Linked DNA regions of Mus musculus: region 2 is linked to region 1. Evidence: chromatin contacts called from ENCODE Hi-C or POLR2A ChIA-PET data. All regions are on one chromosome and are shown on one strand. The core of a region is the stretch at or near the end of the contact, and the rest is flanking DNA. Distances in the headings are between cores, read along the strand shown. Region 1 holds the start of Dazap1 (DAZ associated protein 1). Region 2 holds the start of 2310011J03Rik (RIKEN cDNA 2310011J03 gene).

What was found. Hi-C counts contacts between places; a loop is a spot of excess contacts on that map. ChIA-PET counts read pairs that join two places held with the same protein, here RNA polymerase II (POLR2A).
Region 2: a loop to region 1 is called in a map of v-Abl transformed pro-B cells, with 1.9 times the contacts of the local background. The contact joins the promoter of 2310011J03Rik here to the promoter of Dazap1 in region 1. A Hi-C loop is called at or near these places in 1 of 37 maps with a recorded cell type or tissue (v-Abl transformed pro-B cells). POLR2A ChIA-PET finds 5 or more read pairs at or near these places in 4 of 5 experiments (Patski and embryonic stem cell).

The regions. Positions count from the first base shown.
Region 1 is chr10:80,263,215-80,266,737 of GRCm38, forward strand. Dazap1 (DAZ associated protein 1) reads left to right here and starts at 1,800. Exons shown (of 12, transcript NM_133188.3): 1 at 1,800-1,964. The coding sequence starts at 1,936.
Region 2 is chr10:80,318,895-80,322,417 of GRCm38, forward strand. 2310011J03Rik (RIKEN cDNA 2310011J03 gene) reads right to left here and starts at 1,654. Exons shown (of 2, transcript NM_025521.3): 1 at 1,289-1,654; 2 at 1-653. The coding sequence starts at 1,418. The coding sequence ends at 454. It overlaps Pcsk4 (proprotein convertase subtilisin/kexin type 4), which reads right to left. Exons shown (of 15, transcript NM_008793.2): 14 at 3,187-3,315; 15 at 2,389-3,057. The coding sequence ends at 2,912.

The DNA of each region.
Region 1 (3,523 bases), core at 550-3,049:
ACTGAATTCTAGGTCCACTGCGCCACTCCTCTGAGTGGCCTTCTGATGATCTCATGTGGTCTAATTAAAGCAGAAAATGGGTAGCTTTGTCATCTCAGCACTCCAGAGTCAGCGACAGCAAGATCTCTATGAGTTCCAGGACAATTGGGGCTACATAGGAAGACTCTGTCTCCAAACAAAAGCTTTGGACTGTTTTTTATAATCTGAGCTGTTATACCCAGCACAGAAATGAATTGTTGCTTGTTATACTTTGCTGTTATTATATTATGTTCTACTGACATAGAGACTAGGACCCAGGTCACTCTCAAATTCAAAGTCGTCGTCTTCTTCTTCTTCTTCTTCTTCTTCTTCTTCTTCTTCTTCTTCTTCTTCTTCTTCTTCTTCTTCTTCTTCTCCTCCTCCTTCTTCTCCTCCTCCTTCTCCTCCTCCTTTTCCTCCTCCTCCTTCTCTTCTTTTTCTTCTTCTCCTTCTCCTTCTCCTTTTAGACAGGGTTTCTCTGTGTAGTCCTGGCTGTCCTGGAACTCACTCTGTATATTAGCTGTACTTAATTCACAGAGATCAGCCTGTCTCTGCCTCCCAAGTGCTGGGTTTAAAAGTGTGCACCAATACTGCCCTGCTTCAGGCTTTGTTTGTTTGCTTGTATGTATGTTTTGGTTTTTGTTTGAGAAAGTCTTGTGTACCTCAGCTGGCTTCTAGTTCACTATATAGCTGACCAAGGGAGGCTGACCTTGAATTCCCAGTCTTCCTCTCCAACCTGAGCGCTGGGATGACAGGTTTGCACTGCCATGACTGTTTTAAGTAGTCTGGGGATGGAACCCAGCTCTTTAGCCTAGAAAGATGCTCAACAAACTGAGCCATTACATCGTTTTATTCACTTACTTATTATGTTGTTGTTGTTGTTGTTGTTGTTGTTATTATTATTATTATTATTATTATTATTATTGTTTGTTTTGTTTTCTCGAGACAGGGTTTCTCTGTGTAGCCCTGCCTGTCCTGGGACTCACTCTGTAGACCAGGCTGGCCTTGAACTCAGAAATCCACCTGCCTCTGCCTCCCAAATGCTGGGTTTAAAGGTGTGCGCCACCACTGCCCAGCTTTATATACCTTTTTGAGACAGGGAACTGGTTATGAGAGGAAAGGCAGATTATCCAAGTGAGAAGTCAGCTGCAGACAATAGATAGTAGTAAGAGTGTGGCTGTCCATGTTAGTGGTACTAGGGACAATGTTTTTTTGTTTTTACTTTTTCTTAGTAACTATTGAACTTGGTTAATTTTTACTTTGAACCCAATCGAGCCTTAACTGAATGACCTTGGACAGGTGAGTCAGCCTTTGTGACCCAGTGTATCATCTGCGAAAAAGGAAGAGCGGGAGGTGACACAGTTCAGAGCATGAACGTGCAGCCTGCTTTATGCACCGGCCTCTGAGGGGCATCTTAGACTTTTTCCCCTCGCAAGCCCCCACGCAAGACCAAGATTCGCGAGTGGATAAAGGGGAACCCGCGTCTGCGCCTGCGCGCGCCATGAACGCCCGGCGCCGCATGCACGCGTACGCACGCACGTGGCTGTCTCCCTCCGCGCGCCTTCTGAAGGCCAGATAATGCAGAGGACTGCATTTCCCAGAAGGATTAGATTCGACAGGGCGGAAACGCATGTCTCGGTTGTCCGTGTTGCGCAGGCGCAGAGCTCTGCGTCCCTCTCGCAAGCGGGCACGCACGCGCGGCGCGCCCCTGGCCCCGCCCCCGGAGGCCCCGTGCGGGAGCGCGCCCGGGCGTGCGCAGGGCGGAGGCGCGGAGGCGCGGGGACGCGCAGCGACCGTTGGCGCGGAGGGAGGAGGCTCAGCGCCGCCGCCGTTGCGCAGATCCGGGCCGCGGCTGCGGGGAGGGACGAGCGGTGACCTTCCGGAGGAGCGGGGCGCAGCGGGCCGGGACGGGGCGCCATGAACAGCGCGGGCGCCGACGAAATCGGGTGAGGCTGTGGAGCCGGGCCAGGCCCAGAGCGAGGGAGGCCGGGGTGCCGGACCGGCCGGGCCGGGACTTTAGAGGAGAGCCGGGGTGCTGGGGGGTCGCCCCAAAGGCAGCCCATGGGTAACTGAAGGGACCCAAGGTGATAACTCACGAGCCAGAGAAACCCTAAATGAAGGTTCACGGGTCAGGGGCATCCCATAGGATAACTCACCGGACTGAGAGACCCTGAAATGATAAATCAGGGTGTTGAAGACCCTTAAGTGGATCCTTGAAGTCAGGAAGGTAATGTAGGATAATTAGGGGTGCTGAGAGATCTCTCATAGATTCTAAGTACCAGGGAGATTACAAAAATGGACCAGGGTCCTTGTGAACCCTAAGTATTAGAATGGTGAAACTGAGGGATCTCCAAAGAATAGATTATAGAGCAGAGAGACCCCATAGAGTTGCTCTGGGGAGTTGAATTCTAAAAGCTAGATCACAGGTAATGGAAACCCTGTAAAATAGATTAAGGATGCTGAGACACCCTAAAGAATACATAGGTCAAATAAATTAGGTTATGGGTGCCGAGGAACCCCAAAGTATAGATTACAACTCAGAGAGACCGCATGGGATAACGCGGGGATCTGAGAGGTACCCCGAAAGATTAGGGTGCTGGGGTTATCTAGTAAAAGCGCAGGGATGAGGAGATCACAAAGAACAGATCAGGATGTTGGAGCTTCCTAAGTGGAGTTTGGGGTCAAGGAGTCTTCAAATGATAATTTTGGAGGTTGTGGGATTCTCCAGATTTCAGGAATTAAGGTGACCATCAAATCAGGAGACTGAGGGACACTAAAGGATAGTTCAGATGTTAGAGGGACCCTAAGTAGAGCCTGGGTGTCGGGGAGACGCCCCCCTCTGATAAAATTAAAGGAATTTGGGAACACTGAAAAGTTGGTGTCGGGAGACCCCAAAAGATAACTCAAGGTGCTGAGTCCTTCACAGGAGTTAGAAGAGGACCCCAGAGCTGGGCGGTGATGGCGCACGCCTTTAATCCCAGCACTTGGGAAGCAGAGGCAGGTGGATTTCTGAGTTCGAGGCCAGTCTGGTCTACAAAGTGAGTTCCAGGACAGCCAGGGCTACACAGAGAAACCCTGTCTCGAAAAACAAAAAAAGAAGAAGAAGGAGAAGGAGAAGGAAGAGGACTCCAAAAGAGAGCTGGAGGGTTATGTGGATAAGGTGGTTGGGAAGGCCCTATAGAATAAGGGTTTGAAGGACCCTCCCAAAGGCTATATTAAGGTATAGGGGACCCCTGAGGTTGAGCTGTGAGGTCGGGAGATACTAAAGGATAGTTCAGAGGGCTGAGGGAATTCCAAGAGAGACCCTTAGCTCTGTGGGAGACCATAAGCCATAATTGTGGTTAAGGAAATAGGGTAGGGAGACCATACGGGGTAGTTCAGAAGGCTAGGGGGACCTCCAACAGGAGTTACAGAGTCGAGAAGAGCCCAGTGGAGATTTGGGGGAACCCCAAAGGATAGTTAAGGAGCTAGAGAGGCCTGAAAGGCTAATTCAGGGGGCTGGGAG
Region 2 (3,523 bases), core at 404-2,903, 56 kb after region 1:
TCTCCCCGGCCCCAGGGAGAACTGAGAAGGCAGTGTAGCCCTAGAGGGCCTGAGCCAGGCTCTATGAAGCGTGCAGCTAGCCCATTCTCTCAACCAAGATGCCAGTGGCTGGCCTGCTGTGGATGCTGGGGATGAAGACCTTCACTGCCCAGGGTGACATGGGACAGAAGAGCACACCGGTCACTATGGGGCAGACTGGCTTTGAGCCCCGACCTGCAATCAAGTCCTTGATGCAATTTAGGCCAGTGTCCCCATAATGAGGAGGTGGCCATGTCCCTAAGTCCCATCATGAATTAGAGGCCATTAAGGATGGAAGAGGGAACAAAGCTGCTAGCTGGCAAGGTGGGCCACTGGGTCTCCCCGGGCCAGGGTTGGGACAGCAAATGTTGACCCAGAGCCTCTGGTTGCTAGGTGCCCAGGCCTGGACCAAGGACATCAGGTGTAACTTCGGCTCTAGGAGGTGGCTGAAGTCACCTGGCTGATATCCTGTTCCAGCCGCTGACCAGCTTGCCGAAGGCCATCGAACTTCTGTCTCAGAGCTTCCCCCGCCTGCCGCAGCCTCTCATTCATAGCCACGTAGGCCCGGCTCTGTTGGTAGATCTGCTCCTGCTGGATCTCAGAGTCCTCAGCCCTTGGGGATGGGTCTGGGGGGTCTGAAGAGAAGAAACAGTGTCACCATCCCCAGGCCTGACATCCACCAACCCAGAGGCAAGAGGATCAGTGGTTCAAGGTCATCCTTGGCTACATGGTGAGTTCGAGGCCAGCCTGGGCTATATAGGCCTATTAGGCACTAGAAAACAAGACTCAGTTTCAGGTTTTGGTGTCATGGAGAGGACAGGACACCTCCAGCCACCCTGGCCTGCCGTTCTACCCAGGACTGCCTGGATTCCTGGATCCTAGGCCAGGAGTCGCAGATATGGCCCCTGCAAGTACTCTGGCCCCCCATTAATTTGTAGGAGCAGCTGGCCACGCCCCTCTGAGACAAGGTCTTGAACTCACAGCAATCCTCTTGCCCTAGACCCGGGTTGGCAGCACTTTCAACTTTTTTTTGTTTTTGTTTTTCGAGACAAGGTTTCTCTGTGTAGCCCTGGCTGTCCTGGAACTCAGTCTGTAGACCAGGCTGGCCTCGAACTCAAAAATCCGCCTGCCTCTGCCTCCCAAGAGTTCGGAGCACTTTCAATTTTATTTCTGATGATCTTTCTTTGCAGGGGAAGAGAAGGGCAGGGACAAAAAAGATTCGTCCCTGCAGTCGGTTTGCTCCCCACTCGGGAGTCTCACGTTCTCCTACCTTCCGGGGCCAGGGCAGTGAAAACAGGATCTTGAGCGGGTGCCCCTCGCACGTCCTCCAGGATCTGCTCCACCGTGGGAGGCGCGGGGCGAGTGGGCAGTACCACGCGTTTCTTCGCCTTGGAGTTCATCTTGTAGGTGGAGCGCGCGCTAACTGGGGGTCCACTTTCGGCTCGGCCCGCCCACCTCGCGAACTCCTACGCACCCCTTACAGACCTGCGCCGAGGTCCCTACCCCGTCTCGCTTTCCCTCCTCCCGGAACCTCGGAGTTTGGCTCGATCTCCGCGCCAGTTTGCTCTTGGAACACCCCGCTGCCTATCTTCGTTCCAAGAACCTAGGCGGCCGCCACCGCTTCCGCTTCCTGCTTGAACGCCACTACGTTCCGGCACTTCCGGTCCACTCCAGCGCCACGCCTCGCGAAACCCCTCCCCCGTCTTAAAGAGCCCTAAGCCTAGATGCTCCTAGTTGCTATCCAGTAAGATCAGAAGGAACTCTGCCCTCCTTCACCGCGTGTGGTGGGAGGAAAGGGGTGAACGTGATTTCGAGAGTAATCAGTGTACAACCATTGCCAGGTACACAGTGGGCGCTCAATAAATGCTGGATGGAACCTAGCCACAGGCTTTGCTTCCTTGTGGTAGACCTTTAACTCAGTACTTTAATCTCAGTACTGTGAGGCAGAGGCAGGCAGACCTCTGTGAGTTCAAGATCATCTTGGTCAATATGGGGAATCCCAGAACAGCCAGGACTACACAGTGAGACCCTGTCTCAAAAGAGCAGTGGGAAAGCCGGGCAGTGGTGGCGCACGCCTTTAATCCCAGCACTCGGGAGGCAGAGGCAGGTAGATTTTTGAGGCCAGCCTGGTCTACAAAGTGAGTTCCAGGACAGCCAGGGCTAAACAGAGAAATCCTGTCTCGAAAAACCAAAAAAAAAAAAAAAAAAAAAAAAAAACCAGTGGGGGATGGGGGAGCGAGCTAGCTTCCTGTTCATGGCTGTATGGTAATTCAGCACTTGGCAGATCTGGGCTCAGAGCAGTCTTCCTCTGTGGGTCCTTATTCCTCCAGGGGCCCACCCTACCCTCAAGGACACCATAAACTCGACATCTTCTGTTTAACTTTTATTTGGCAACTATGAGGTTAGACATGGGGCTATGGATGGCTTGGAGACAGGGAAGGGGCAGATGATTGGTGGCTGTGGTCTGACCTCTTGCCCACTGTACCTGCTCCAAAATGAGTAAGGACACATCTCTTCCACTGGGAGCAGCTGAGGCTGAGCGGTGGGCTGTCACCTGACCCATGCAGCTGCTCTGCCCTGGCCTTCTGGGGCAGGCTTCTCTTCCAGCCTGAGAGCAGGACCTTGGGGTACCGGCCTTCTGTCCTGACAGCCAGGCATCTCTGGCTCTCCAGCCTCCAGGGATCTGTGCATGCATGGTTTTGGGCACTGGGGTATCTAGCCTGGGGCAGGTGGGCCTTCCTCAAGCCGAGGGGCCTCCCAAAGGCCCTGGCCAGCAGAGCCAGCACCATGGCCCAAGACTGGTAGCTGGGGGGCCACCAGAGGTGGCAAGCCTTGGAGGGGCTCTGGAGCTCTCCCAACACAAGGGACAGGGGACAGGCAGTGTAGTCGCTGCTCAGGCTGCTGCAGCAGGTGTAACAGGAGGGTGACAGCTGGCCTGTCCTTCGGTCACTGGCTGCTGTGGGTGGCTGTAGAGCCACCACCACTGCTGGCTGGAGATGAGGCAGAGTCCTGCCAGGATGGAGAGGGGACTGTGACTTTCTGCATAGGGACAACATGGAAACAGAAGGAGTGAGGCTGCAGCTGGTGGGTGCAGCCGGTGCCCACCTGCCCATTCCGGGCCGCTGCGCCTCCTCACCCAACAAGTGACCATGCGCTGCGGCCACTCACCCTGGCACAGCCCCTCTGTGTCCCTCTGCACACATGCGCGCGCGCGGCTGGTCACCTGGGGGGCCTGGGGCCGTGCTGTCATGTCCTCGGCCGTCCCATACAGCAGCAGGGTGTAGTAGTACAGAGTTCCTGGGCGGGGGTCGCAGTGGGCACCAAGGGGGACACCTGTCATTGGCCTGCCGGGCTCTGTAGCCAGCCTCACTGTCTCCCAAGCAGGGCCCCGTAGCAACTGTACCTACTATGTGCTAGTGGCCACACCACCTCACATCTCCCAGGTAGGTGGCACCTGGTTTGCACTGGTCAGACCATCCCCACAGTTGCTACACATCTACTGTGT